3 separate regions of the Mus musculus genome follow, and all the other regions are linked to region 2. Evidence: chromatin loops called from intact Hi-C (ENCODE). Cell type or tissue: left cerebral cortex. All regions are shown on one strand. Links, peaks and the distances in the headings refer to the core of each region. The heading gives the core; the rest is flanking DNA. Region 1 holds the start of Smad1 (SMAD family member 1). Region 2 holds the start of Mmaa (methylmalonic aciduria (cobalamin deficiency) type A). Region 3 holds the start of Gm6360 (a long non-coding RNA gene).

Evidence for each region. Hi-C counts contacts between places; a loop is a spot of excess contacts. Peaks named below come from ENCODE experiments on the same cell type or tissue, not always from the same donor. Only the 100,000 strongest peaks of a DNase experiment are listed, where the experiment ranks them.
Region 1: a loop joins it to region 2, with 5 times the contacts of the local background. A loop is called at or near these places in 14 of 42 quality-filtered maps.
Region 3: a loop joins it to region 2, with 7 times the contacts of the local background. A loop is called at or near these places in 4 of 42 quality-filtered maps.

What each region holds. Positions count from the first base shown.
Region 1 is chr8:79,392,770-79,403,290 of GRCm38, reverse strand. Smad1 (SMAD family member 1) reads left to right here and starts at 3,863. Exons shown (of 7, transcript NM_008539.4): 1 at 3,863-4,038. It overlaps Gm51578 (a long non-coding RNA gene), which reads left to right. Exons shown (of 3, transcript XR_003947567.1): 3 at 2,235-2,581. In left cerebral cortex, for the core only: no CTCF peak of the experiment used is centred there; DNase peaks (open chromatin) are centred at 3,779, 4,714, 5,134 and 5,384; H3K4me3 peaks cover 2,287 bases; H3K27ac peaks cover 2,743 bases.
Region 2 is chr8:79,290,787-79,301,307 of GRCm38, reverse strand. Mmaa (methylmalonic aciduria (cobalamin deficiency) type A) reads left to right here and starts at 6,347. Exons shown (of 7, transcript NM_133823.5): 1 at 6,347-6,394. Gm4890 (predicted gene 4890) reads right to left here and starts at 6,230. Exons shown (of 2, transcript NR_045823.1): 1 at 5,801-6,230. In left cerebral cortex, for the core only: CTCF peaks have their summits at 3,384 (motif pointing left) and 6,481 (motif pointing left); DNase peaks (open chromatin) are centred at 3,351, 6,431 and 7,953; H3K4me3 peaks cover 2,183 bases; H3K27ac peaks cover 1,819 bases.
Region 3 is chr8:78,062,419-78,072,939 of GRCm38, reverse strand. Gm6360 (a long non-coding RNA gene) reads right to left here and starts at 492. Exons shown (of 2, transcript XR_878949.2): 1 at 433-492. In left cerebral cortex, for the core only: a CTCF peak has its summit at 9,175 (motif pointing left); a DNase peak (open chromatin) is centred at 9,243; H3K4me3 peaks cover 866 bases.

The sequences.
Region 1 (10,521 bases), core at 1,244-9,243, 100 kb before region 2:
AACTGTTCTTTGAGAATGGCCCTCAACTTGAGAGACCCACAAGCCCCACAGAGACCGGCAATCCACAGATCCTATCACCGTCCCATCATGTCACCCTCTCTCCTTGCTCATCACCACTCAGTGCTTGTGGTCACTCCTTTGTCTCTGCCCTCTAGTGCCTGACTCCCTTCCATCACACTCACTGGCAGAGTCCCAGCTTTTGGGACACTTAACTGGTCCGGCTTCAGTTAAGTGAAGCTGGCTGCCTGGGTTTGCTTTAAGTTTTGATGGCTAACCTCAGATGGGTACTCAGCAGTGTGGCCTGGCATTTCCACCATATTTCCCTACTTCCTGTGCTTTCTGACTCTGAGAAGATGACAGTCTGGAACTCGCCTCTCATCTACCCACTAGCCTCCCAGACACCCTGTCCCATTCTCTGGAAGCAGTCCTGGGTCTGTTCATAGAGAGGGGGAAGCAGGACAAGACCTCCCTGGCGCTCACACCTCTGCACCTGCTAGTCTGGTACACCTGGGCCTCCCCGCCTTCCCTCCCAGCCTTGGCTTCTTCTCCCTGCACTACTGTTCTGGCTTCTGATGTTCCACGAGTCTGTGAAGCAGAACTGCCCTTTCCTCTGCTAGGAGGGACGGGAACTGTATTAGTCAAGGGTTTCTGGAAGAACAGAATATGATAAATATATGTTATGAAAGGAATTTATTCAATTGGATTGTGTGAAGGGTGTGGGCAATCCAACCACGGTCATCAGCACTATAGGGAGTCATTAGCTGGCAGTACACAGGCTGGATGCTCCGTTAGTTCGAGCCTGTGGCTGAAGGCCTGGAGGAGTGCTGCTTTTCAGTGTACATTGGAAGGCTAAAGAAGCTAGGCTCTGATGGCACTGAGGAATGGAAGCAGGCAAAAACAAACAAGCCAAAACCTCAAAAGCATGAGTTATCCCATTTCTCTGGTTAGCTAAGATATCTACTAACAATAAAGGAAGGGTGACCAAGCATGCTAGCAGCAAGAAAGAGCACATTTGAGCATGGAACTGAGTAGTACAAGTGAATGTCAGACACTGGCCAGGGAGGGCCTCACGGCACGCTATGAGTGATGGCGCGGGTGCGGATGGGCAAAGCTGCATGGACGTCTCTGGGAAGGGCTGTCCAGGGAGGGTATGGCCATACACTCAGGTGAAGCTGTGTCCAGACTGATCTGCAAGATGGAGGTGGCCAGGATGGCACTGGGAAGAGAAGAGAGAAAGACTAGGCTGGGGTGGGAGAGAATGGCAAACAGAAGGTAGATTGTGCATGACCTCCATGTGGTAAAATGGTTATTCTGAGAGAAGTGGGAAGTCAGTTGATTTTTGTTTTGTTTTTTGTTTTTGTTTTTTTAACAAACAAAATGACTTTAATAATGAGGTTAATCACAATTTACAACTGTCTCAAAAATGCCCATTTTGAAAGAGTATCCAAAATTTTATTACCATTTAAAGAAATAATCTGCATGGAGTAAAATAAAAATTTATAATGTGCATAGTATTAGTAACTATCATTTAGGGACAGTAGTCATGCACTAAGAAAGGCCATCTGTGGTGCTATAAATTACTTTAATGAACAGTTGCATGATGCCATTGTATATCTCCCTAGGATTTTTTTGTTTATTTTTATTATATGTGTATGGTGCTTTGCTGGTATGTGTCTCCATGTCTTCACTTATATTATGCATGTTTCAACAAGGCCTTCCCTGGTGTGTCTGGCCTGGTGCCCTGGAGGACAGAAGAGGGTATTGGATGTCCTGGAACTGGAGATATGGTTATGAGCTGTCCTGTGGTTGCTGGGAGTTGAACCCAGGACCCTCTGGAAGAGCAGACAGGTCTTAACTTCTAAGGCATCCCTCCAGACCTCCCTTCAGGACTTAAACAAGAAACATGCACTGCCTTTAGATGCCTGCAATTAAAAAAAAAAACAGCACTATTTGGATAAAATTTACAATCATAGAATGTAGCTATTCAAAATGTACAATCATATGACTTTTGCTATATCCACACAGTTGTGTAACTACCTGATTTTATTATTAATCTTATTTTGGAATCCTTTAGAGACCCTCCTAGGTCTTTCAATCCTGCACCCCACACTGTAATCCCAGGTTTTCCTATTCTGTTCCATGGCTTTGTCTACTATGAGCATCTTGCATGAAGGAAGCAAGTTCATTTGGCAGAATGTCTAATACTTGGTTGTTTTGTTTTGTTTTTGAGACAGGTCTCACAGAGGCCACGGTGGTCTTGAAGTTACTATATAGCCAAGGATGCCCTTGGACTTCTGACCTTGCTCCAGCCCAGAGGGTGGGCATTAGAGGCCAGCACCATCCCACCCGGTTTATTCTGTGCTGAGGATGGGACAGAGGCTCTCATTCCACCCTGGGAGGCAGGGGAAGTGCTTCTTTCCTTTTCTATGGCTGAGTAATGTTCCCATGTATGGATATACCTCACTCTTTTCATCTACAGAGGGTCTGTACAGGGGAGGGAAATGGCCCTGAGTGGCTTTAAGCCAGGCTCACTCCAACTGTTGCCCAAGGGACCAGAGAGCAACCAACTATGTCAAATGCTGCTTTTAAGGAAAATAAGATGAGATCCAAGAATTGACCAGTAAGTGCTCAAATAGTTTAATGAAGAAAGAAATTTAATTAGCAGGAATATTCTTATGTATAATTTATAAATGGCATTTTATGGGTTTATGGGATTTGTTGCATTTCCTTTGAATAATTAAATATGTAATGCAGATATAATACTTAAATAATTAATAAGAATTTTAAGTGGAGTGCTAAGCATGTAAAGGTACAGGAATAATTGGAGAGTGTCATTAATTTGTAGTGGCCTTTGGTATTTCTTTATATTGCGGGCAATGATTTTTTTCTTTTTTTGGTTTGTGGGGCATTTACTCCTAGAATAGTTCTTCTCTAAACATAACTCAACATTATGATAAGTGTTCAAGATTCCATGCCAACTTCCAGAAACTGACCAAGAAAAAAAGTTGATTGTTTCAAGAAGGTGTTTTTGGTGTCTGAACAGATCAGTAAGATGTGAGTTCCTTTGTGTGTGTGTGTGTATTTTTGTTTTGTGGGTTTTTTTGGGGGGGTGGGTGGGAATAGGGGCAAAACTGTTATCTAAAAGATTGCACCCAAATTTACAGTACTAAAAGGGTATTTCCCAGTCCAAAGCCAGTCTGGTCTGTAGAGAGAGATCTCATTTCCAGGCAAACAAGAAAGCAAGGAAGTTCAGTTGTAAAGTTCTTGTCCAGCATGCATAAGGCCATGGGTTCGATGATTCCCAGAACCTTATAAATAAAAATATGTGCAGCCCTGTAATCCCAGCACTGAGGATGTGGAGGCTGGAGGAAGAGAAGTTCAAGGCCTTTTCCCCTTCAAAGCGTGTTCGAGGTCATCCTGGGCTACGAGACCTTTTAACAAACATACAAATGGTTTCTGTCATTTGCCGCAGGAAGGGTACATACTGGAAATAAATGTATCTACCTAGTAGTTAACAGGTCAGCCAATTTGAGGCTCATGCTACATGAAGGGCCGGTAAATCACTGAGTCAGTGATTGCAGGGCCTTTAAAAATGCGTTTTTAGGACGACTGAGTGGGCTCGATGGTCGTGTTCGAGAACTTTTCAGAAAATAACACAGGCTTTGGAATTTGACTGGCAGCTAGGCAGGGACTAGAGTCAGAGGAAGGCGCGGGCCGGTAATTTGGAGAGGATCCCTAAGCGGCAGCGGGCGCGCGCGGTGCGCGTGTGAGCGAGGGCAAGCGGCAGGCGGGTTGTGCGCCGGGTATTGGCAGGCGGGCTGTGGAGGCTGGGCGGTTCCGACTGCCTGACGCCAGCGCGACCAGATCAATCCAGGCTCGGGGAGCGAGCGGGCGCACCAAGGCGAGGCCGGGGCCGAGGCGCGGGGACGGCGGCCCGGAGCTAAGCAGAGCGCGGGGACGGCGGCCGGGAGCGGATCGGAGCACGGGACCCGGCGCCGGGTCTCGTGCGTCCCTGCGGATGGGCGCGCCGCCGAGCCGGTAAAGCCGAGCGTACCCGAGCCGACTCGAGACAGACTTGTCCTGTGCCGCGCGGGGCGCACCGGGACAGGGACCAGCTCCAGGGGGGGATCCTGGGCGGGCTCCGGGGGGCATCCCGGGCGGGCTCCGGGGGAGGATCGGGGACAGGCTCCGAGGGGATTCTGGGCGGGCTCTGGGGTCGATCTGGGACGGGCTCCGGGGAGGATCCGGGAGGACTCGGGGGACCCGCGCTGAAGGAAATCTGGGACGAGCTCCGGGACGCAGTCCCCCCCCCCCCCCATGATGGCGCCTCGCGGCCGCGAACCTGCCGCCAGACCTCCCTGCCTCCCCGCGTCTTTGTCGGGCGTGTCCAGTTCTCCGGGGACCCCCGTTCCGCATCGGGCCGCAGCCCCATTGTGTCCCCGCCCCGGCCTGCGGACCCTCGCGGGGACAGCGCTGCGCTCAGCTCGGGTCTCCCTGGATGGACGCGCGCACCCCTGTGGGTCCCCACACAGCCTGATTTGGGGATCGGGGTTAAGGAAAGTTCGTAGCGTAGTTCCCTCTGATTTATTCAAAGGTCTGGCGGCCTCGCGTCTCCCCCCCCCCCCCCCCGCCCCCTTCCGCCTACACCCCCTGCGTCGCCCAGTGTCGCCTCATTCCTTTCCCTTTACCGGATTCGATTGCCTCACTGCGCGTTCCGAGCGCCGAGAACAACTGTTCTCGTCCAGACCGTCTTTGTTAGTGTTTCTGTCGCGGGGTGGGGGCGGTGGGCGTGAGAGCGCGGGCCTGTGCAGCCGCTTTGCGGACTGCGTGCGAAGGCTGCGGGGCCAGCGTCTCCCCGAGGTGCTCGGAGGAGCCAGGAGGGACCATCACCGGCTACATCCAGACAGTATGGTAGTCGCGGCTTTTGTTTATTCGGAGGCACATGTAGTTTTTCTAAATGCACGGTACAAAGTAATCCAGCCAAGAGCTTTCCATCTGAAAATCGCCGCCTATGCCACAGCCATCTAAGAGAGCATCGTTGTAGAATGCTTGTTGTCAACCCCTGGCCTCTTCCCCCTCTCTTGGGTTCCTGGGTGACATCTGAAGTTTTCAAAGCACGGACTGAAAGGAGTTGCTTGGTTTATGTAATGCCTTCCTGTTTTTGGAGCAGATTCACAGCATGCCCTTCACAGCATCAATCTCTCTCTAAGGGCCTGTGGTGGATAATGTGCCCACACCTCAGCACAATGAGAAAACTGTTCCCTGGCCAGGTTCATTTTTCATCGTGTTTATAATTACCACTGTAAGTTGTACCGGAAGCTGATGAGCTGTGCTGGAACAATTCACAAAGAGTCAAGGCAGAGGCAGTGTCCACTGCCTGGGTGTTTTCAATTGGTGCGCCTATGTTTTGCACCAGCGTTACTGTGATGTAGGTGCCAGGCCTAAATAGACTGGACTGGCTTTTGGGTTCGCCCTCTCCATCTCTGCTTTCCTCGTTTTCAGTTAGATGATATTTCTCTGAAGGTGGAGTGCCATCTGTGGAAGTCTGCATTTCCTAGGGAACTGTAAACCAGGGTCTCTTCTGGGGGTGGGGATGCCAGAGGCTCCAGAACGATCAGGTTTCTTCAGAGGATGGGGATTTGTCCTTGATTTAGTTTTGACCCCTGCAACCATAGTAGTAATAAAATACACTCTCCCTTTTGCAATGTCCTCTAGTTCTTGGAGAGATGGTGGTTTTGACATTTTGGAGGAGTAGCTGGGTTTTGTTTTGCTTTTGGCAATTAAAAAAATGCTAAACTCTTGTTCGTTTTGGAATTTAAATTCCTTTTCTGGTAAATTCGTGTGAGCATTAAGAGGAAGTAAATCTTGGTCCCCAGTTACACACATTAGTTAAAAACTAAATTTCGGTTTTTAATCTTGATTTCCAGCTATTCTGGGCTCAAGATAAAATGCAATAATGTGGTATATTGGAAGAAGAATAAGCTCTGATGTAATTAGATGAGCATATTTAAGCTGCAGTAGCCTACATAATCAAGGCCAAGTTGTGTGTGTGTGTGTGTGTATAAAAGACCTCATTTGTGTGGTCTTACAGGGCTAATGGAGGCATCGCCGAGACTTTATAAATAATGTAGAGTTGTGTGTAATGCGGAGTCTCCAGAGAGGCAGAGAGAGCATCATTACCAGCCTTTTCAACCTGCTTGAGATCTTAAATTGATTTACAGCACTGAACTGGTGCAAAATGATCCGTCAGGATGACATGGGGTCAGCCTGTAAAAGTCTGTGATGTCAGCCTATTAGTTCAGCCATCATAATTAAACCGTATTCTAGGGCAGCTAAGCAGGACTCTGGCGTTATACTTCAGATATGGGTGCTACATGGATTTGGTTTATGATGGAGAGGGGAGATGGTGAAGAACCTCCGTGTTGTTAAAAGAGGGCCAAGTGTTCTGAACTGTGATTTCTGGGCTGAGGGTTGCTGCATCTTGTTAAAGGTGTAGCTTTTCATGTGATGCTCTGGGTTGGTAATGGGGACCTTCACAGTTGCGATCTTTGTATCAAATGATGCTTTCGTCAGTGTGAATTTAACGTGGCCTTCTGGATGCGCTGAGATACCAAAGGAAGGCATCCTTCTTTGTTTCTGCCCTGAGCTTGCACGGTGCTGGTAAGTGAGTGAGGAGGTTATTGCTTTAACAGGGTATAGGCTCCAGGCTTCCACTGAAGACATAACAGCGACTCAATCGGAAAAGAAAGACCATCGCTTTTGCTTAAGTTCTTGTAATTTAGGCACTCAGTCTATTAAGTAGAAGTAGCCTTGTCTGTGTAGCTCAGTCATTATTTAAGATACAGTGTTGCCTGCACCACCCACATTTCAAGTAGTCATAAGCCACTACCATGTTGAATGGAATGTGCCTGTGACAGTTTTTATTCTCCCAGAAAATTCTAGATTCTAGAATCTAGAGAGTTGACCTAGGACTCCTCTGCACAAATACTTTTTTTTTTTTTTTTTCAGAAAGGCAGTTTGGCAGCCAGGGCTACATAGAGAAACCCTGTCTCAAAACCAGCCAACTAAACAACAACAACTTCAGTTTGGAATGCTGCTTGAAGACAATGGTTAAAATGAAGTTGGCTTTCAATAGACCCTATTTGCCCTTTGTGACCGTGATTTGGAGCACTAGGTAGATGGAAATTATTGTAGTTTTTTCTCTCTTTCTGAGTTTTTACTGTGTGCCAGGCATTGTTTATGGTGGTTATAACTTATTTAAGCCCTGGAACTTCCAGAAGAGTGGTGTTCCCATCTTATAGGTAAGGAAACTGAGGCAGAGTGACTGTGTGTTGCTTCAGGCCACACAGCTGGCAAGTTCTTAGGATTTACAGTCTAAGTAGGAATGTGAATCAAGCCACCTGATAGCCCTGAGCCTCAGTCCTAACTCTGTTTTATTATTTATTTTCTGTTTTGTTTGTTTGCTTTGTAGACTATTTTTCTCTTAAACTTTCTCATGCACCAGAAATTTTTCTGTGACCTGAGTATATGAAGTCTATGAAATAGGTCTACAAACCAAATACTTACTGATAATTAGTTACAAAGAAATATCCATTATTAAAGGCCAGCAGGATGGTCCAGCATGTCAGTAAGGCTGATGGACTGCGTTTGATTCCAGAACCCACATGGTAGAAGGAGAGAACAGACTTCCACAAGTTGCCTCTAACCTCCTTAAACAAATTGAAGATAAAAACATTTAAAATTTATTTAAAGGTAAGTCTTTAGTATACATAATATATACACATACACATACCACTTACTAAAAAGGAAAATAAATGTGCTAATTAATCAGACGGACATTCTGTTTGTTTATTTTACATTAAAATTGGCTGGGCACACAGGACGCAGGGAATCTTCAGATTTTCAGAATAGATGATACTTTGACTTCATAACTGTCAGTGCGGAGACTTGTCAACCTAAATATGTCCTGTCAAATGACAGAAGCGTGTTTAGGGCTGTTTTAAAAATTATTGGGAATTCTAGCCTCATCCCAAGTCAAACTCATTGAACATTTTATAAAACTGAAGCCCAGCATCTCGACCGTCGATTTGTAGGAGCGAACATTCTACCACAGTCCAGGCCAAGGATACTAGTGTCTGCTGTGGGAGGTGTAGGGGAGCGCTACGAAGCTTCCTTTCCTATAATCACACTGTTACTTAAAAAAATAAAGTTAAAAAAAAAAAAAAGCCCCAACATTTGTCTGTGTCTGTGAAGAGGGAAGGCGCCCGACACATGAAGGTTAAGGAAAACCCACTGTCGCTTCTCTCCCTCCCTGCCTGGGTCCGGGGATCAAGCTCGGGTTATTTGGCGTGGCAGTAGGCACCTTCACCAACCTTCTTCTGTACCAAGGCACTGCAGTTCTGTAAGAGTTAAACATTTGGTGTCTATGGTAAAACTACAGCCATATAGATACAGAGATAGTAGTTTTTTCTCTATAATTCATAACATAGGCTAGTCTCAGATCGGAGCTGACGTGTTGCCCTTAGTTACTGTGTGGTATAAGGACGTGCGTGGACAGTGCAAAGCGTGCATGCTGCATGTTCCAGCCCAGTTGTATGGTGGAGCAGGGGTGCCAGGAACACCATGGACTCGTTGTCTGTCTGTCTGTCTTCCTTTCCTACCTGGAGACCCTCAGGTTGTCTGTCTGTCTGTCTGTCTGTCTGTCTTCCTTTCCTACCTGGAGACCCTCACGTTCACTAGCTGGAGTCCTTCGGTTTGGAAGGCTTTGCTTTGTCGGTATGGACATGTCTGCCTGCTTGTACTTTCAGGCCTTGAGACAAATGGATTCCTTGCCATCCTGTTTTTGGAGGGTGCTTTCTCCCATCACCCCCCTATTTAAGCAGCACATGATTTGAAGACAAGTTTGCCAGGAAAGCAGCGCGTTTACAAGTCCGGGCAGTTGTATCTCTGCTTTTCTGATTAATTCCCTCCACTTGCCCTTTGTGTTGCTGCGATCAGTCCCAAGCTGACAGACGCTGCTGCTGAAGAAAGTTACAGTCACCTGGTTTATCTGTTTATCAGAACGCCTCTGCTTCCCCTAACGAAGCAGCTGGAGATAAGAGCGGTTCTCGAAAATTCCTTGGAGACTTTTTTTTTAAGAATGGGTGTCAACTTTTGTAGAAAGTCTCACAGTTCAGTTGCTCTTAACTCTTTTGGAGGAAGGATTAGAGCTGTTTAAGAATCTGATGGAAGCATGGTTCAGTACCTACCTACCTGGCTTCTACATCCTGTATACTCCTGTCTTCCTATCCAGAGATGTGGCTATGCACTAGTGAGTTTGTGCATAAGGCTCTGTGCTTTCAGGCGAAGTACACGGTTTGATTTTGAGACTGTCTTGCCAAAAGCTGCAGAGACTAAAGATGCTTACTCTTAAATACTGCTTTCAAGAGTGTCTAATCCAACTGGTTCCTACCGAGTTGGCCAGTCTGAGGCCAAGAGAGGTTACCTGGCTTGTGTAATGTCTCCCCTCTAACTGATGGAAACAGAAAGCCAGATCTGGATCCTCTGCGTATTGTGGGCCCATTTATTTTATTTTATCTATTTATTCTTTCTGTTCCATTCAGTGTTTCTGAGGCACTGAGCTGAGCACATCCTGGATCTTTTGGGGAGGGGAAGAAAGAATAATTTCTTTTGGCATAATTTTGTTGTTTTTATACTTAACATTGTTTGAGCAAAGTAGCAATTAAATCTGACAAACATAGAGAAATGTTTGCTTTCTACAGCTTAAAATTGATTTTTTTCTCATTCTAGAAATCGAAAAGAAAACCCCCATGTCTGATTTAATCAATGGGATCTTATTAGAAATGGGTGATCTGAGGCTGTACAAAGTTCAGATTGAGTCAGACAGTTGTGACATACTGAACAGTGCATGAAAGTCTTCTTTCGACTCTCTAGACCACTGTATTCCGTACTAAAAGCTGAAGTTTGGGGTCTGTCGGGAAGGAGCTAGGTGGGTAGTAGGAGATAGTTGGAAACGTATGGGAAGAGAAAGGGTAATTTAACTATAAAAGGGTGGAGAAAATATAAGTCAAAATGATGTTGAGATTGGTGAAGTGTCTTGGTGTTCTCCGTGGTACCAAAATCACGGGCTATGTTTAGCAACATAGAGCATCTCTTCTGAAGTCTATTCTTTTCAGTCGGTATTCCTTCTTTTGCCATTATCAGGTAGTAGACATCTTCAGTCTAATTTGACTGTCAGTGTTCTGAGTTGTATAGTAAAAACACATGAGGTATTTTCAGCAATTACTTAACTGTGCAATGGCCTCCTTTAAGTTTGAGAAGAAATGAAACCAGGAAGCAGGATACTCTCCTGCAGCTACTTCAGATCCAAACCGATCATTTAGGTGTGCCAAGATAGGACACAGTTAGTCCGCAAACCAGCTCTGCAGCGTGGGCAGGAGCACGTCAGGGCTCTCATTTGCATAAAAGACACTTTCGTGAATGGTTCAAACATCAGTGACTACATCCATTTGGGGGATGTAG
Region 2 (10,521 bases), core at 1,632-9,631:
AGTTGCATGGTTAGGGGATCAACATAGCTTTGTTATACTCTAGTAAACCCACTGCTGATGGGGTGTAGCATCATCAAGTATGGGATAATGGAGTCAGCATGAGCCTGGCCTTGTTACACCACACAAGGCATCAGTGCTGATCCTATGGACAGAAGTGTCTGCATGTAACATATGGACCCTGGGAGCATCTACTTCATAGGGATCCTGGTAGGAACACTCAGTAGTATGATACAGTGAGGACAGGGGCTAGCTTACAACAGTCCTCAGCTGGGGAGTTGTAAACTGTCATGTCTGGCTTCCCTTCGTGGTGAGACTCACAATGGGAAGACTTTCAGAAAAGAAGACATCCCCAGAGAGTTTGGAAAACTGTAGGCAACAGCATAACTACTCTCAAAACCATCAGAAGTCAGCATAGAGTTAAAATAGTGTAAAACATAGAAGCAGAAAGAACGTCCTTAGAAGGGAAGGAAATGTGGGGAGCAGCTCAGAACACATTTGCAAGTAAGTTTTAGGGCAGAGGAAATGGCTCAAGAGTGGTTAGAAGTGCTGGCTGCTCTTCCAGAGAATCTAGGTTCAATTCCCACTATCCATGTAGTACCTCACTCATAACTGTCACAAATCTATTTACATGGGATCTGCACCCTCTTCTGACTTCTGAAGGCTCTACACACACACACACACACACACACACACACACTTTTAAAAGTGAAGTTTGAACAGTAATCTTGCTAAATAAAGCATGATTGACAGTCCAAAAAAAAAAGCACCGAGAGGCAGAACGTCAAACCTTTTCAAGAGTCACGTTCAAAGTACTTTTTAATATTAAAAATTATTTATAGTCCCAAATCTTTTTAAAAATCGATTAAGCCAAAGCTTGTACCTTCATAAACCCTTGGAAGAGATACAGTTAGCACAAAAGCTAGATGCTGCAATTTTTTCTTAATAATGAATTTCAAGTATTTTGTTGGAATAATAGGATGAGAGACATAGCTGGCCCAGGAAATCCTAGGGCCTTCCCTCCTTGAAACCTTGCCTGTCTATAAACAGAATGAGTCATCTTGTCAACCAGAAGCTTAGTTTGCAAAAGGTAGCTTCCTCAGAGTCAGCATTCTGCAAAGAATTTTTGTTACACCATCAGGTGCGTGTAATTTATATTTTGTCTACTTATTAAATTCATCAAAACAGATTTTCTGTTTTGTCAACTAAAGCCATCAGGGGGAAAGGATGCAAGGAAGAATTTTGTGACTTTTAAATATGCTGTAATTCTACTTCTGGTATAATATTTAGAGGGAAAACAGCCAGCTTCGGGTGTTTCTAGACTACTCCTGGCCCAGGGCAGAACCAGGTTAGTGCAATTGTTTGGAAACTGGAACTAAAAACCCCACACTCATTTCCCGTGTGCGTCCCCTGGCGGAGGAGAACAGACCTGGGTGTCAGTCTGGACTTCTGAGGCCAACAATCTGGAATGTGCTCATCACTGTGTTTGTTAAATGTTTTCATTTAAGCATTTGTGTAGTTTCAGGATATAGCTCCTATCTTTCATTAAAAGCATTTTAAAGTATTTTTGCTACTGTTTAAAATTTTCATATTAAAATCGCTGCTTGCTAGCATGTTGAAATACTTTTATATACTGTTCAAACTTCACCTATGACCTAGCATTAATTCCAGCAGAATTATGAGACTGTACAAACAGGGACAACCTTAACTCTCTTCTAATTTTTGTCTCTGGAAGACTTGTGAGACCCTGGAACAAAGCCCAACAGCAGTTGTGTAAGGAGATGGCCTCATTTCATTCAGGCCTAGGACAGATTTATCAATAAGTATGCTGGTGGCCCCTGGTCATTCACAGACAGCAGTAATAAAGCCCCCCCCCCTACCGTTTTAGTTGTTTTCATGATGGGTTAGAAATCCAGAGTGGGTTCATTATTGCTGGGGTGTCTGTCTTTCTGTCTCTGACTGGACTTCAGCTGGCCTAGGCAGGCTTTGAGTCTGTGACCCTACCTTAGCCTCCAGAGAAGCTTGAATTACAGGCCTGTGCCATCAGGCGCTTGATTTATTTATGTTGGGTGAAAGTTACATTCTGGAATAAACCCCATTTGACGGTTGTATTTTTTTCTTATTTTGCTGTGACAATCTGCTGGTATTTTGTACAAGGATTCTCCATCTGCATCTCCAATGCTACTTGCTGATGACTGCTTCTGACACCTCAGGTTTTATAAGATTATGCTGTCATTACTCCCTCATTCTCCCAGTTTATGTATAACTAACATCACATGGTCTTTATATATTTACATATTTCATCAGCGAAACCATCTTGAGTCTAGAGGGTTTTTGTAAAATATTTTTAAATTATTAACTCAAAATTTCTATTTCCTCTTCAGAGAGTTTTGGTTTAGAATGAATTTATTCATTTATTGTGATCTGACTTTATTGGTCTAAATTAATTTGTACTATTCTTCTTTGACAGTTTTAACTAGCAATTGTCAACCTTAGGATGAGTAATCTTGGAGGTCAGCGAAGCTGAGGGACATGTCTGTGTGCATGGCAGGATGCTTACCCGCCTCCCTGGCTTTAACAGCTCCATTAGTAACAATACCTCTGACTGTGACAACCAAATATGGCCCAGGCACTGCCATCATGCCCTGGCCCTGGGTCCACCAAAGCTTCCTGTCTTATGCCTGTAGAGAAGTGATCAGTTCCCCCAGATATGGTGAGTTTCTCTCTTTATCCTTATTCCTCTAGGAACTTCCCCAGGATTTTCCAATGCACAAAAGTTAGGCTAGACACTAACTTGTCCCATGCCCCACAGTTTGCTGGCCCTGTCTTAGATGCTTTAACCTTTTCCTTCGACTTTTTCAATAAAGGCTTAAAATACATGTTTGTCTATAAGAATACTTGAGCTACACTGCATGTATTCCTAGCTAATGCTGATGGATATTAATGTATTGATGGTTATGGACAGTGTGTTCAACTACGGCAACACCAGGGGAATGTACGTTAACACACATGTCAATCTTATAAGCTTAGACAGCAAGCACAATGACATTAGTCTTAGAAAAACTGCTGACAGACATTAGAAAATAAGTCACAGACCAACATGACTCATAAATACAGCAAAAGTTCCACATAAAATGCCTTAACACAGTTAGTTGAAAGGAAAAGATAAAATGAGAAAGAATATGAACAATAAAATTTAGCTATGTAATTTAAGTATGCTTCCCCCACCAGGCAACATGCTGATACACTGCCAGGTGGGCGGCTTCCAGATTCTCTCTGCTCTTCTCCCTAAGGAAGGTCAGCACCACATTAACCAGGCTGGGGACCAGGGTGAAGTCAGTGCCCTGTGCTAAGCACTCATCTGCTGCCACCTGCTGGGAGGCAGAGCTGGGCTTCCAGCATCCTTAAAAGGTTTCACAAGGATAACCTTGGATGTACATTGTTGCCTATTCCATAGAAATGACCAGAAAAAAACGCCTTTGGGCCTGAAAGAAATGAACGATTTTAGGGTAAATTAGCTGCAGAGAAGATGTGACCTGAATACAAAACGGAGATGCATTCTTTCCCTTCCACAGAAACTAGATGGCATATTTGCACTTCCCATGAAGTGGTTTACAATGCAGTTTCTTAAAATGCTGCACTTCAAAAGTACTGATCAAGTGTCTACTTAAAGGTAACTAATGGTAACTAGCCATTTGATGTGGGCTAATGGAGAGATGAAGTGGGTAAGACAAATATACAGATACGTAGGAAAACAGTCAATTCAAAGAATATAGCAATGGTTGTTGGAGGCAGAGTAATGACCCTTAAGGCCATCACATTCTTATTTGAACGGAGGAGAGGTGTAGCCCTGACTTTGAGTGGAGACTGCTGGGGTGGATTTGAGGCTGTTTGGGACTGTTGCTTCCCCACTCTGGCTTCTCTTTTTTATAGGAGATAGTTTTAACCATCTTATAATTCTGTCTCTTATTCCAATGACTATTTTTGTACTTTGGGAGCAGAGAATTTATTTTCTAGTCACTTAGGTCCAGATGGGAAATAATTTTGCCCTGGATAGAAACCCAGAGTCTCACCCTTATTGAATTTAGAAATTTTACATGATTTAATCTTTTTAGACTTAGATGTTGTAATGCTTTGAAACTATGCAGTTCCTCTGGGAACAAGGACTGAATGAATTTTGCATAAGAACATTATGACTCTTTGGGGGCCAGAGGTGTGGTAGGGAAAGCTTCCCCCAATACAGATTTCCACACTTTCATCACCAGAGCCTGTGAATATATTTTCTTACAAAACGCAAAGGAACGTGGGAGCTATGATTAAGGACCTTGCTATGGTGAGATTATCCTAAGTGGGCCCAATTTTGTTACACCAATCCTAAAAACTAAAGACCTCTTTACTGATGCTACTGCCTTTGAAAGGAGAGGAAAGGGGCTACAGACCAAGGCACCTCAGGGGCTTCTAGAAGCTAGAAAGAACAAACTAACACTCTTCTCTCTGAGATTCTAGAAAGGAATGAAGTCCTCTGACAAGCTGACTTCAGCACAGGGGGTTAGTTGCACCCTGACCTACAGAAAACAGTACATTTCTGTTCTTTTAAATTGCTAAGTTTGTACCAACTTTTATGGCAGTAATAGAAAACAAATAGATGACTGTACTTACTCTGTTCATGCATTACAATAAGAGATTCCCATGTAATTCCCTTGAAGGAAACAAAGGCATATCTGATTAGTATCCATATTCTGACCCTCTGTTGCCTAGCTGATGTGATTTCCAATTCTCTGAGGCTTATAGCACCTGCTCTGGCTCCCTGTTCTTTAAACACATTAAAGATGGAAATAGGTTATATGCAAATATGATGCCATGCTGTAAAGGGACTGAGCATGCCAGCCTCAGGCGTTCCAGGAGCCTGAACAGTATCTGGCAGCTACTCAAATTTGTTGAAATGAAAATTTAAAAAGTCACAACTGACAGATTACAAAGACTCACAAGTCTTATACATACCATGGCAAACAGCGCTGAGCAGTAACCAAAAGATTATATGCATTACGTAAGTTGGTTGGTGAATTCCCAAGCCTTAATATATGGACTTAAATATGATATTTGTAATAACGAGGTCATTTCCAAACCCTTCCCAGTGCTCTTAGACATGGTGCAGCATTTGTTAAGGTCAGATTGTAAGAAAACTACTGTATCATGAATTTTGTATTTCTTCTTTGTAAATGTTTTAATAATTGCTAGGTACAAAGTTTCACTGGTTTTTAATTTTCAAAAATATTTTTATGTATCTACAAGTAGGAATGTGCTCTACATGTGTGCCTGGTGTTCTCAGAGGCCAGAGGAGGGCAGTGATTTCTTTGGAACTGGATGGCTGTGAACCTCCCTGTGGGCACTGGGAACCCAATCTGGCTCCTTTGAAGAGCAGCCAATATGTTCTTACGTTAATGTTAATCTCTGAGCCATAGCTCCAGTCCCAACAACTTTGCTTTTAAACATTTAAAACTTACGGTGGACGAGTTAAAGGAGCACTTACCGCTGCTGTTTAAGCTGCCTGTTTTTAACGTACTATCGTACCTTTCTCTGTCTCCACACACTTTCCTTCTGGACTGCCTGAAATTTGTAGGTCTCATGACTTCAGTAATTTTTTTTTTTTTAAATTAGCTACAGTGTGGCGCGGTGGGGCCCACCTTTAACCCCAGCATTTGTGAGGCAGAGCCAGGTAGTATGTAAACCAGCATGGTTTTAGGGAGTTCCAGGTCGGCCAGAGAGACCTTATCTCAAAAACACAAATAAAAAAATTAATTACCATTCAGCCCCAGTGCAAGGTAGAACCAGGTCAGGTGCTTTCAAGGGAGAGCCTGCCCACGCCTGGCGAACCTCCCCGGGCACTGCTGAGGTGGTGAGCACAGGCCTCTGGATGTGGGGCATAAGAAATATTACTACGAGTGCATCGGTTTTAAAGAAAGTGTGGGCCCCTGAGCCACTCAGAACTGCCATTGTTCGGCCGTGCATTTCGACTGGGGCTGGAGCGGCTACTCCAACAGGTGGCAACGTGCTCTGCAAAGTTTGCCTACGTCGTCCTCAGTGACCCGTCTCACGTTTCCAGGCGCGGAAGGAGTGGGCCTGGGCACCGCGGCCGCTGAGGGTTGGGCCGGGCCAGCCGAAGCCAGGACGCATTCCAGGTGGGGAACGCTGAGCCCAGAGCGGCCCTCACCACCCACTTCCCGCCCAAGCACACCCCGCCACCCGCGCCTGCGCCCGCCGCGGGACAGCCTTCGCTAAGCGACTGCGCCTGCGCGGGGCGTCGCGTTACGCCTGCGTGCCGCCGGCGGCGGAAGGAGCGAGCAGGGCGGGAGCAGTGGGCGGAAGGGGCGGTGCTCTGCTGCGCGGCCTCGCGAGGGTGAGTGTGGGGCCCGGTGCGCGCGGAGGCCAGGAGTCGGGGCCGCGGTGCGTCCTCCGCCCGGGGTCAGCCCCGCTGTCGGGGGCGCCCCCTGGAGGCTCGCGGGGGGCAGCCGAGGAGGATGTGGCTGAGTCGGGGGCGGGGTGGATGTGGTGGGGCCTGCAGGAAGGACTGGAAGGGACTGAGCGCTTTTTCCTTACATAAGAAAGGCGTCGCAGTCGCTGCTGTCAGGTTCTCGTGGGCCGGTTTGTGAGCTCGTCTCGGGCAGCGCGGAAGGAGCCAGGCCCGGAGGCTGTTCAGTGCTAAGGAGCTCCGCCTGCGGAAGGGAGCAGCAGACCCCTCAGAGGGGAAGGAATACAGATTTGCAGGTTATAAAGCAGGGTTCACTGGGAGTCACAAAGCGGTGTCTGGGTTGCCAAACACCGTCGCGACCGCGCCGGTAGCGTTCCACAGAAGACATGCCAACTTCAGATATGTTTCTCATTTGAAAAATGAAGGAGAGCCTAAGAAAAGGGTTTCTTACTGTCGCCTTTCTTAACAGTTCCCTTGCATATATTTTGGAGAACAAAGAAACTATAAAAAGTGGCTAAGCTAGTAGAAAACCAATTTCCAGGAGAAACAAAACGTTTGGAGGGTTATCTACAATGTCTCGAAAGTTCTTTGACGAAGTAAATATATTCAAGGAAATAGTATTTTTATTAGGATGGTTCTTTTAAGGCTTTGTTTCCTATTAGAGACTATAAACATGGAAAGTTATATAATCATGAGGAACGTAAATGGTGATTACAAAATGTGAGGGTGTCATAAGAATATATTTGGAATGGATGGAGCAAGTGAATGGTTGGAATTTGCCCCAGCTGATTGATGTCATGTGGGAAAAGTAGACATTTAGTCTTGCTGTATGTAAGAAAGGTGTTGAACATTGCTTTAAAATCAGTGCTTTAAAATCATTCATTGCCACGGGTCTTCTACAGAGATCTGAGTTTTCTGGAATAAGGAACAAGTATCTATATTTTTATGTGATCCTCCCGTTGGTTTTAATGTGATTGGTGTTGGGTTGAGTTAACAAGCACCCTCTGTGAGCCGGGTATCACCTAAGTTAGTATTCAGAATAATTTGATTTAGAGAAGAAAGATTTCCCCAAAGCCAGGATCATCAGGAGAGGATTTAAGAGAAGAGTGGATTTAAGCAGAGGAGAAATGTTGTAGAAGAGGAAAGATGAGACCAGTTAAATCTGGAATGTGGGAAATTGGGAAAGTAAGTACTAGGTTTGGAAGACCAAGTCTCCTTAGAGGAAGGAGGTCTGAAAGGAGAGTATGAGAAAATTGTGCAGCAGAAACAGACTATTGGACTTGGTTCTAGGGCATCAGTGTCACACAGAAGGCTTAAGAATGCTTGCAGTGGGGGCCCACTCCCCTAGTCAGAATGCCTGGAGTGGGGCCTGAGCGTTCCCTCTCACAGGTACTCCTGGTCTGGTTTGGGAGATCACTGTGCTAGGACGCGGAGGAATTTGAACAGAAGAAGCTAGATTCATGTTCCAAGATGGATCTTACTGAGCAGTCCAAGGGCACTGGAGAAAGAGTGGAGAAGGGCAGTGTTTCTCATTCTTGATCAGCACGAACTTGGCACCAGGTCCTGCCCGAGTGCACAGCCATTATTCACACTTGCTATTCCCCTGGCCTGCTTATATTTGCACAAGAAGAGCCTGAGACCATAAGAGGGCTCAGTTACCAGTGCTAGTCTCACTAATGCTGCAGATTTCCAGAGCAATGAATAACAACATTTAATGGTGAGAGGGTCCCAGCACAAATTGACCTCAGAGTAGAAATTTGGACATGTGACTCTTTCTGGAAATAGTGAAAGATAAAGTAGACAGGAACCTCAGAGAAGCCCTCCCGAGGCAGTGAGTGTGTTCTGTGTTACCCTCACTTATCAGCGACCACCTTAACCACTCTGTAAAACCATTTTAAAACTTGAAAGGGAGAGGTGAAGCTTTGAGCAGGGGTGGAGATGATAAGCAGGCTAGTGGTATCTGACAACATAGTTTCCAAATCAAAATCAGTTACACACCGGGTGATTGTGTGGCCTGTGTGTATTGTACTATATCATAGACACTGATTGGGTTTAAAATGCCTTTTCTTGTCATGGTAATTACTGACATTAAGAATATTCACTTGCTCAGTTCCAAGACAAATATCCCAAGTCAGGCCCTGCTGCTGAGCAAACTCCCAATGCAGAAAAGTGGGTATGGATCAGACTTTTAAAGGAAAAACACACATTTACAAGTGTTCTGCTTTCAAAATATCAATTAGCAGTCAGTGTAATGGAGTTATGGACTAACGTAAAATTATTACATATATTCTTTGATTCTGCGAACGAGCTATAGATACAGAGCACCCATGGTTTATAGTAGACTGCCATCTTAAAAGTTACCACTGTACATTGTGATGAGGGTTGTCAGGCTGGGGGAGTAATCACACTATGGTTCCTGGAGGATGAAGAGGGTTTTGTGAGATAATGAGAAAGAGCATGTCCCACATGGAAAGACTATGGTGACAGCCACTCTGGGAAAGAGCGTAGCTGCCTCTGGAGTCTGTACACACAGAATGGAGACAGCAGGAAAGCAAAGGTTGAGGAGGAGGGGGTGTCAAGAATTCATGGAGGAATATAAGGTATTTATGTCATCACTGCTTGCCTGGATTGTAAACTTGATGCCACCAGGAGTCATTTCTGACCCATATGCCAGTACATTCCAAGGTCTAGCCCAGGGCCCTGCATATGGTAGCTTCTGCATAAGTATTTATTGACTGTGCCATTGCACAGTCATAGAAGAAAACATTTTTATTTTTAAGGTAAGGCAGGGGGAGCCTTGAAGGTAGGTTTGAAGGAGAGTATATGAGCATGAGATGCCTGATAGCGTGGAGGATGAGTAGAGAATGTGTGAGAGGTGGCGTTGGTAGACTGTGGGCTTCCAGACTTCACAGTGTACTCATTGCAGGCTGCGGTAGAAAACCAGAAGAAACAGTGCTCGGGAGGATTATCTATAAAAGGGATACATGTTATCGAGTGACATTTGTGTTTCATGCATTCGTGCATGTGTATTGTAAATATATGTCTTATAGCATACACAGCTTGAAACCTACAACATTAGAGAGATGTGGATAATGGAGAAGAAAGAATAAGTCACTTTTGTGAAAAGTAGATGTGAACTTAAAATGTTATTATCTGTGTAACTCTCTCAGGGGCAGTATGATTAAGTTTTGTTCCTGTAACAAAGCAAAGGTTTATTTTGGTTCAGTTTTGGAGACTGATTCATGGCCAACTGCCCCTGTTGGCCCTGTGGTAGCACAGTGATTGTGGTGGAAGTGTGTGGCAGAGGAGCTACCTGCCTCATGGAGCCAGGAATGAAGGAAAGAAGGGGCTGGGACTCTAATATCCCTGTTACGAGATCCCCATGGCACAGCTTCTGAGAGGTTCCACTTCCTTAAGGCTCTACTGCTCCTAAGAGCACCAAGGGCTTAGCACCAAGACTCTCGCACATGGACCTTTAGTACTTTTAAGATCCAAAACATAACAAGAAGCATTGACAGCTTATTTCAGTATTTATGTCTACTTAGTATTTTTCACTGTATATTAAAACTCTGGCACCCTGGTTTATTAGGTATGACAGTACTTTGTAGTAGGCAACTAAACGTTGTAAATACCACAGAATTCTGCGTTTTAAAAGTGCTTAGTCTACAGATTGTAGGATGAAGCTTTCTGTCAAAACTCATGACAACTGAACAGTTTGGTATGGTTAATGGCTACATTCTTTGGCTTCTGCCCTTCAGGCAAAGGTGCTTAGTTACAAGAGCAAGCGAGAAGCCCTTCTTCCTACTTAGACCATTTTGTCAGTATAATGGACAGAATCTGCTAGAATGTCAATAAAATTACAAACTTATTTTTCTGTCCTGCCTGTGACATGTATATTAAAGATAAAAAGTTGTTCATTAGGCTAAGTTATATTTGCATTTAAGAAATGTAGTATCCCCTTTAAATCAGTTTAATTAAATAATGGGGCTATGTGGATTTATTGGGTGTGACTTTTCTGTGAAATGAAGAACATTTTAAAATGCTTAAAATTTAGT
Region 3 (10,521 bases), core at 1,274-9,273, 1.2 Mb after region 2:
TTATTTCTCTTTTCAGTTTATGATGGTGTTTTCAAAGCTGACCCTCTGCTCCTCTGCATTCTGAAAGGTCACCCACTAACATAACAGTCTTTCTTGTAAAGGGCCTGTAACAAATGTTCATTTCACGTCTACTCTTTCTTAGCTCACCAACAGCCAGAGTCATTTTGCAGCCTAGAGAATTCAGCATGCATATCCCGAGAGGCCGATTTTATAGGGGTGGTAAAACTATCCTGGCTTATTCTGACCGAGTGAGTACACACACAGCTCTTCCTTTCCTCTGCATTGCAATGCATCCTGCACTAACCTGATTGTCATTATTTCCTGCTGTCAATCTCATACGGGAACAGGCGACATCACTCTACTTTGTCATGGTAAAAAGTTTATCCTGCAACTTTGCAGCTTCTTAGGTCTTCTGTGAAAGGCTGTGCTTACCCGTGTGTGCTTCTGGGCATCTCCAGGGCTCTGCATTTAGCTCCATACTTCTGAAAGCATCTGTACAGAGATAATATTAACGTTATTGCAACAGACAGGAGGAACCTCATTTCTCTCTGCTTTGACTGAAACTGTCTGTTCGTAGTAAAATTGTGCAGACATTGGCATTTTTGAGGGAGGTGTGAATGTGGTAGGACCAGTCACTGGTGGGAGAAAGAAGTAAGATACAAGACACTGCCAGATGACTAGTTTCTTTCTTTTCATTTTTTTTTTTTTTTTTTTTTTTTTTTTTTTTGGTACTCAAAATGGGCTGGTGAGCCATAATCATCAACATTATTTTTCTTGGCTGCCAAGATGGCTCAGCCAATGAAGGTACCTGCTACTAATCCCAATGCCCGCGGACTGATCCTCAAGACTGACACGGTAGAAGGAAAACTGAGTGTTTTCAAGTTGTCCTCTGACCTCCCAGGCAGCATGTGCACCTGTCGCGTGCGCGCGCGCGCGCACACACACACACACACATACACACACACAGAGATTATTGTGAAGCTAGTTTACCATGGGTTCTGATCAAGAGTTACATGGAATATTAAGGGGGATTTATTAAGAACTACTTGGATCCCCTAATATCTATTTAACCTGGGTATGTGGGGTGTTTAAAATTCTGAACTTGGCTGCTTATTATATCTAAATTTTTGGGAGATCTAAGTTGATAGCATAAAGGTAGAAAATACTGGAAAGTTGATTATATTTAGAATAAAGTTTGAGAGACTACCCCTAGTCTCAGTTTACAGATTCATAAAATACTAAAGTCTGTACTGATGGGTCACAGTTCTAAGATGATCTAAGATGATGTCGGAAAGCCACTCAGTACTGTGGAACTTGGAGTTCATGGGCAAAACAGTTTAAAAGATCCGTTGGAGTTAGAGATGCTCAGTGGCTGAGCGGTTCCTCTTGCGAAGGACCCCATCACCAGTCCAACATCTTTTCCCGTCTTGCTAGTCACCACCACTCATGAGCCACACCCACACATAGGCAGACACACCCTCACACAAATCATTTTTAAAAGTAATTAAAATCCCCTTTTAAAACGATGTCTCACAGTGGGCTGGAGACATTTGCTCCTTGCGTTTCTTCAGATCATCTGAGCTGTAACTGCCCTGGTCTTGGTTTGTCAGTTAATTGTCTTTGTATTATTTTTTCATGCTTATTGCCCAAATAACTCCACCAAGCCTCAGTCAGAGCAATAAGTAATAATGATTATGGAGAAATATGGTTAAAAAAAAAAACTAGAAATGTAAACTTTTGGTGTTTCTGCAGGCACTGGGCATTTCCATAGGAAACAGTCATTCTCTTTTCGGTGGGTAGTGCAAAGGCCATGGCTCTGCTAAAGGCCTACGTCACAGAGCTACGTCACAGAAACTCCCACTTAGTATTGCCAATAGCATCTGGTAACCCTGGGCCTCCCTAATGAAGCTGCACACACCGCCAGGCACCCCTCCCCATGCTGCTGTCTGTAATCTCCAGACTCTTTGGGGGTCACTGGTTTCTTCCTCCAGATGCCTGTTGCATGCTGTTGATCAGCAATGTTCCCCAGGTGCACAGACACGGGACAAGAAGAGTGTAGAACTGAATAAGGCTGCCTTGCTCGGCTCCTAAAAGGTCTGCATGTTTAGACACTGTTGGTAGGACAATTGCTTGAGAAAAATATTGCAAGTGTCATGACCAAACTACACCCAATTTCCTCTAACTTCTGTGCCCAGAAAAATGTGGTGACTTTTCCCTAAGATTCAGTGAAATAATAAAGAGACAGAAAATTCACTCATCTGAACACAGGGCTAATCTTGGGTCCAGATTCTCTGATTCCTCCCCCTTCCAACCCCTACCCCCATCCCTGCCCACCAAGTCATAGACTAGAGAAGGGCACATGGGAACACTTCAAAACAGAGAGAGGGAGCTGGGAACAGCCTCAGTCATGAACACACACAGGCACACAACACACACATGCACACATACACAAATACACACACATACATGCCCATAATTTTAAAAATAATTTTAAAACGTCTTCAAAGCTCAAGGAGCTTCAAGTGTGCCTCATAGGAGGTCAAGGTTGACTGTACATATACTAAAATTTCCTTCAGTATCTGTATGTATGTCATTACTCGGTCTCCCAGGGAACGAGCATGCGCTTTAGCAGAAAATAAGTATAACCAGTAGGTAAGAGTATGAGTATCTGTAACTATGCGCATTAATAAGTAGCAATGACTATGAACGTGTCAATATCAATGACAACTTTTAAAATAACCATGATGCTAAATAATCATGGACATAAAAATGTGGTAGATGATGCAAGGATTTCTGTTTGAGATGTTCCGTGCTGTCCTTGCTATCTTTGATCGTCTGTATCATATGATCTGCTTCTGTGCTGTGACACCTGAGAATAAGTGATGGAAAATGTGAGTTATTAACGTCACGGTAATCTCGCTCCATACCCCAGGAGCTGGAGCTGGAGAATACAGGTTTCCCTGTCAGCTGGGGTCCATGCGCCAGGGACAGTCACTTGGCTTCTTTAGACTTTTGATCTCCATGTTGAAGTTTTTGAGACTGATGTTTAAAAGTGTTGACAACAGACAGTATACATTTGCACAAACTCTAAGTCTCCTGTAAAGGTTGCTTGGATTAAATAAGAAATCATCTTGTTATTCCTTTGTTTTTGCCCTGACACTGGGCAGTGATTCTGGAGCCTGCCCTTGCTGAGGAAGCTCTACCACTGAGTCACTTCTCAAGTATGTAATGGCTTTAAATTTTGAGGCAAGGTCTCCCTGAGTTCCCCAGGCTGAGCTAGAACTCACTTCATGGCCCAGGCAGGCCTTGGCTTTCTGATCTTCCTTCCCCAGTCCCCAAGTGCTGGGATCACAGCAGGGCCATCATTTTGTTAAAAGCTAGGCTCTTCATCAGCACTTTCTCTGTAAGTGAGGGGTAGTACTGGAATGAGGAGCATCTCCATAGGTGGATGTTACTTTGTCACTAGCCTTCAGAAGAGTATATTCAGACCCACTTGAGTTTTGACAAAAGGCTATGAAACAAACAGCTGAAAAAAAAGAAAGAAAGAAAAAAAGACAGGAAGGAAGGAAGGAAGGGAGGGAGGGAGGGAGGGCGGGAGGGAGGGAGGGAGGGAGGGAGGGGGAGAGAGAGAGAGAGAGAGAGAGAGAGAGAGAGAGAGAGAGAGAGAGAGAGAGAGAGAAAATTAAAACTATGGACATGCCTTGTTGCTCCACCTGCGATCTTGTGTTCAGACATGGAATGCCCAGAGAACTTGAGCAACAGTAAGGAGCTTTTGGAGGCAATTGCTACTCACAGTATCGGGAGCACCCAGCTATCTTATGTGAAATTCTTTTCATCTTCCCTCCACTCTCTTGTGAAAAGCAGGAGGCTTTCTGAGAGGCACAGACATTCTCAGTCTTTGCAACAAGACAGCTTTCTTGCTGGTTGAGCTCAGGAGAGGCAGGGCAATTTTGTGTTAAACAGACTCAGAAGATGACAGGAAGGAGGTAAGTTTATAGCCGGAAATCCATATGCAAACCGTCCCTTGGAAGGTTGCTTTTTACTGTCTTGTACAAAGTTAATGGAAACCAAGGAGCTACCATTCCAGAATCTTCGTCTCCTTTAATCCTTAATGACGAAATAAAAATGGGCAGCCTGTATCCTGCAGCAGCTCCAGCCAGCAGACCTCTAGGAAACAAGGCTCCCTACAGACTTTCCCTTGATCTTAAAGCTCAACTTGAAACATTTATATGCACAGAGCACCTGGCCGGGAGATGTGAGAAGGGCCTTTTTTTCCCCTCCACCTTGGCTCTATTTCTTTCTTTAATAATAAATTCTCAGGTTTCTTTCTTCCCTTCCTGAAAATTGATTCTATTCTAAGTAGTGTTTTTTGTTCTTTCTTAATAGTTTAAGGAAAGCAAGACAAACTTGAAAACCCCCCATTAACACCCGTCAGGGGTCCTGCCTGCCCACCTGTATCATCTTTGTTTTTCCAAAGATGAAGCAGAAAAGTCAAGTCAGGGTTGATTAATTCTAATCAGGTTGAGGACTTTCTTTGTTTGAATTCAAAGGGCTCCAGGTAACCTATTGTGCAGCTTAGTGGCAAGGGCTGCGCAAATCTTCTCTTGTACCCCCTGCGTCGTGAAGAAGCAATGAGCTCACAAACTTGTTCTGACTGCTGCTCCCGCTCGCTCAAACATGCAGGTGTGCACACACTGTCACTCGCTTAAACACGCAGGTGTGCACACTGTCAGGTGTTAAACAAAGGAGGAAAGCTGGAGCTGGTCCTAAAATGTCATCGTCATCTGGGGTATGTCCTCAACGGAATTATAATGCACTTCATGCTACAATGACATTTGGTCCAACAAGAAAGTGTGTGCCGGATGCAAGACAGACACCTCACTTTTATTTTGCAACAAATATATTTAAAGGAAGAAGAACAATTTCGAAATATCACTGGGCTGTGTTCTTTCTTCCATCTTTCTGTTCTCTCCTTCTTCCCGGGCTTCACCTCATGGAAGATTTTACGAAGTCAAGCTTAAAGACTGTGGTACAAAATGATAAAGAAATCACTGATATTGGGACAGAGGAGCTAAAAGGCAAGACATGAACAAGGAAGGAGATTTCTAAAATATACAAAGCAAGTCCCTGCTCTGTAGCTATGGCAGGATACAAGGTACACATTTGGCTTTCCATATACCACCCACCACCACCCTACGCTGTGCCCCAGCAAGGCTCTCAGGTGGCCAATTTACTGCCCCCCCCCCTCTAACCCTGCCCTCTTTAGGCTCATTCTCCAAGACCAAGTGCTACTTGCATTCAGCCAACAGATGAAAGGAGGCTCTCCTTTGCCCACAGTATTTAGGATTAAGGTCTAGTTGCTCACTGCAGCATCTAGACTTTCATAGCTAGACACTCGACAGCTTTCAGGCTCTCTGGCTGTCCCAGCCTCCCTTGCACACACCCTTTGGCCAGCCCACACTTCCTTCAGCATGTAGACTCCATCCTTCTCTGTATCACTTTGTTAGTCGGCTTCTCTGCCTCTCCACTCTGGGTCACTCATACTCTTCAGGCTGATAGTGCTCCTGTGTAGGTCCAACCTATGCTTCTTAATCCTGATGCCTCCAATGCTTCAGTGGTCAGCGGGTACTTAGCAACATGCACCTCTGGGGCCCGGAGTCGGGTTTTAGAAGTGCTTTGGTCTGTTTTCCCCTGGGGCCTGACAGTGTACTATTGCTAATATATTATTATGTCACAAATAGACAACTGTAACAGTCTGAGACATAGCTCAGAAAAAGAATGCTTGGCTAGCACCTGTGATTTCCAGAGCCATAAGTAAGAATGATACTTTTAATGGAACAACAAACGGGCTGGCATCTATTAAGTGTCCCTGAGCAAGGTAAGGTCCTAAGTGTTCTGTCTTCACAGCCGTTGCCCACACTCTGCATGGGAAAGCAGGCCACGAGGCGGCTCATTATCAGTTCTTTTTCACAGATGAGGCATGCACGCACAACTTTGGTGGGTGAGTGTGCACTTGGATGCCAGCCTGGTCTTTTAAGAACTGAAAGTTTGCTGTCTGCCTAGTTAGTGGTCTATGCTACCTTCCCTGTGGCAAGTGAGTCTCCCAGCAGCATGTGTGATGAAAGAAAAATGTTCAACTCCCAGAATTCATGAGAGCTGAAAGAAAAGCAGAGAGAAAGAAAGCAGGAAAGGAAGGAAGGAAGGAAGGAAGGAAGGAAGGAAGGAAGGAAGGAAGGAAAGAGGGAGGGAGGGAGGGAGGGAGGGAGGGAGGGAGAGAGAGAGAATTGATGGGGTGGGGTGGGCATCTATAATTAAGTATTTTCCTCCTGTGTAACATTTGAGGTCAGTAGCAGCCTAGCTTGGCCTTGAAAGTCTGAGTAACAGGTTTTCCACAGCACGGCCTCTTCCTGAAGTCCCTCATTTGGAGGCAATGGCATCTGTTAAGTTCAGACACATCCCCCCCCCTCCCCCGCTCTGCAGGGCTGGCCTACACGGCAGGCTTGCCTCACTTACCTAAATCAAATCCAACAAAAATCCACACTCATTCCACAACTGTTCCCCAGGAGAAGAGAGGGGAAGAAGACGGTGAGTGGGAAGAGAAGGTGACCATCCTAACCCAAAGGACAAGAGCCTCCAGGGCATTGTCTCTGCCAGCGCCTCCCACGGTGGAGGTGGAGCCTGGAAAACCAGGCCCAACCGCGATCAGCCTTTCTGCACCCCACAGGTCTTAGCTCAGGGCTTTTGGGGTCCTTTCTGCTCCAAAGGCTCCAAGATCTTTGCCCGCTCACCTGGGGACCTATCATTTTCTTTAGAAGATAAATCACTCACATCCTGACCAAAAAAAAAAAAAAAAAAAAAAAAAAAACGGGTCGAGCAAGGCAGTTCTGTCTGCCTCCTCCCTTAGGTCTAAGTGCCAAAGAGACAAACAGCCCTGAGATGAACACACACAACACACATATGCTCACAATCACACATGAATACTCAACATTTCTCTGTCACTCACTCAGATACACACATGCTCTCTCTCTCTCTCTCTCTCTCTCTCTCTCCTAGCCACACCCACACACTCACACACAATAAGTGTGCACCCTCACACACCTTATTTTGTGCTAAAAGTGTCTGCTTGCACAGTGGTACTTCTGGACCTATTTGAGTTTATCTGCTCAAGCAACTGATCTTTCACCAACTATTACTAAATCCACCAAGTGTGTCACAACCTTGGAAACTTCTAAAAGTCTCACAGTATCCATCCTCTCTCCCCTCCTTTGCTACAGTGCAAATGCAAATCTAGAACCTAAACACAGGACCTAGTCTAGAGAAAACAGAGTTGCTCTTTGATAGCTACAGTGTAACACCTCAATAGAATCAGCCCTCTCCTCGTGTGCTCATCTGTGGAAGAGACAGGCCCTTGCCTGTGCATCTGTGGAGGGAACAGCCTTACTCCTAGTCAGGCATTTGCAGTATGGCCCAAACTCTGTAAACCAATGCATCTGATTCTATCAAGCAGGAGATGATAAAAACCTATTTGTAGGAGAGGCAATTTCACTGTCTACTAGATAGCCACAAAAGTTAGAATTCTTCAGCTTGGGTTTATACTATATTTCATGAATGAATTTTAAAATTATATCTGGAGAGCCGGGTGTGGTGGCACACGCCTTTAATCCCAGCACTTGGGAGGCAGAGGCAGGCGGATTTCTGAGTGTGAGGACAGCCTGGTCTACAAAGTGAGTTCCAGGACAGCCAGGGCTATACAGAGAAACCCTGTCTCGAAAAATAAAAAATAAAAAAAAAATTATATCTGGAGTTTCCTTTAATGAAATACTAATGATTTCAAATCATCTTATTTTCAGCTAATCACTCCATAATTATGGGATAATGGCATACTTAAAAATCATTGGGAACAGAAAATTGAACTTAGTGAGAAGCAAGTCCATACTTTAATTAAAAAAAAAATATGACAAACATATACAGAAAAGAATCTACATTTTGGTCCTAGCAAAAAATAAAGTGTGCCTCCCCCCCCCCATTTTTATAGAAAGAACAGTAATTATATTTATGAAGGGAAACTTAAGTAAGACGTCTAGAGAAAACAATCTTCCAGATTCCGACAATTCTGTGCAGAAACAAAGGTGCGTGTTGGCCACCGAGAGCAGGAGGAAGGAACAGAAAAAGTGACAAGCACTTAAACGCGGAAGACCAGAGCCTCCAGACCCAAGAACGGAGATTACCTACAAGGTAGGAAATGTCCTTACAACATGGCGGCTGGCCCGACGCTCTCAGAGCATATGCATTTATTTACCATGGCCATGCTCATCAGTAATACACAGGCTTCTCCAGTCTCCTGTGCTCTTCTCCTGCCAAGTTTTCTCCCTTAATGGCGCAGCTCCTGCTCCACGCGAGCCGGTAAGCAGACGCACCTTTGCTTTTTTAGCAATCAGGTTTTGAAAAATAAAAATAAAAATAAAAAAATGCCCATCCTCATTCCAAACTTTTGGATAGCTTGTCAAAATAAGGGACACTGGAAGCACACGGCATAACAAACTGTAAACACGGGGGAGAGAGTCCCCAGCGTTCCTTGCGTGGTTCAGTCACACTGCTCATTAAACAAGCCATTTTAATGCTCACTGTCAGGCCGATCTTCCAGGTGCCAGGATTTTCTTTTGAAGCGAGAAGGTACTCTGTGGGCCAGCTTTGCAGAAAGGTAAACATTCGAAAACCAGGACAGGGTTTGTGGTATTTAAAACTCAAGAGTCTTCTAAATTCGGAGGACCTCCCGGCACCCTTCCTGAACATCCCCTCTCCTTTTAAAGTAGTTTTAAATTTTATCTTATTTTAATTTTTCAGTTTGCACAGGCGAAAGGTGCTGCAAAACACATCTCGGGTGTCTTTTAAAAATTAAAACGGGGCTGATTGGCCGTGTCAGTGATCCGGGCTAATCAAAATCGCTGACACCTTTTCAGGAGGGAAGAGGCAAGGTTTAGCTCTCACCAGAGAGTGCTGCCTCATTGGTCCACTTTTTGATCTAAATCTGAATATGTGCCTGCAGATAATTCTCTTGCATTTTTAAAAGCTGAGAAACAAAGAATAAAATGCTGAGAAAACAAACGCTTATTTGGAGACGTCGATTCGGCACGCCTGACCCCAGACCTCTAAACGGAGCCGCAGGTCCCTCTGCTGGCCAGGCTGGGAGGGAGCGCTCCTCTGCGGAGTGGAATGGGCTCCCTCCAAACTAAACCTTCTCAAAAGATTCCGCTGGTTCTTGCCCAGTAGCCAAGGAGCATGGCTGGAATACAAAGGAGTGGGAAACATGGGCTTCAATTACAAAAAGAAAAGCAAGCAGCCGCCGCGACTCACCCTCCCCACTGTGGGTCTGACTCCAAAGCCAACAGCAACACCCTTGAAAGCATGCAGGGTTTTCTTCTCTATTTTCGCCACAGTCTTAAAGATAAGAAGTGGTTTTTATAAACTAGGCCCTAAGAACGTATTCTGGTGTTCTTTTTCCTGTTGAAGGACATGTTTCCTCAGCGTTAATGTAGCATCTCTGTGACCCATTCAAGAAAACGCCCTTCTTCGATTTGCTGTGGTGAGGCCCTGTACAGAAAACCTTGGAAAGAATGGTGTTATTTGGAAATACTCGTTTCACAATAGCTTCGTGATCTATTCTAAGAAAAGTTAGGCATTATTGGATAAAGAAACGCGTGGAGGCAACTGAATTTCAAGGCAAATCATATCGAACACAAGAGATGGGGGAGGGGCAGGGAGAGGCAAGGAAAAGTTGTCTTTCAGAAATTCCAAAACATAACCATAACTTTTTAAGTGACACCTAAATCTACCAGTCCTCATTGTCTTGTGCCACAGGAGATATAAGGCAGGCAGTGTCTTGGGGTACAAGCTCTCTCACTACCTCAATTCCACCCTGAAGGTACTTGTTTGGACATATGGAAGAAAGAATATCTCAATTTAATTTTTACAGTGACTCGAGCTATTTGGCTACTTCTAGGCATGATTCATTTTCTCCCTCTTCCATGTCTACACACACACACACACACACACACACACACACAGAGAGAGAGAGAGAGAGAGAGAGAGAGATACACACACACAGTATATGGAGATTTTAAATTGAGTTTAAGTCCCTGTAGCTTTGGTGATTCCATTGCTGGGGAAATTAAAGGCACTTGAGCCACTTCCAACCTTGTTGAAGTTCAGAAGTGCATGGAGATGCTATTAAAATCCACATTTCTGGTCCACAGCTAACTGAGACTAAATTTCTGAAAAGCCCTTGAAACATTTTATTTCTTTAACAGGGCCCTTTCACTTTGGAAATCACTGCTCCAGATGTTACAGAGGAGTTGGTAAAGTGAACTGAGAGCAAAGATCCCCCAACATCTGGGAAGTTTTCTGTAGTCACACAGCCCAGAGGAGCTGGGCAGCGCCAAGAAAGATACAGATGTCAGCTCGAAGGACGAGGGAAGTGCAGCGCTGTTTAAGGCATCACATAACTAACAAATTGCAGAGCAA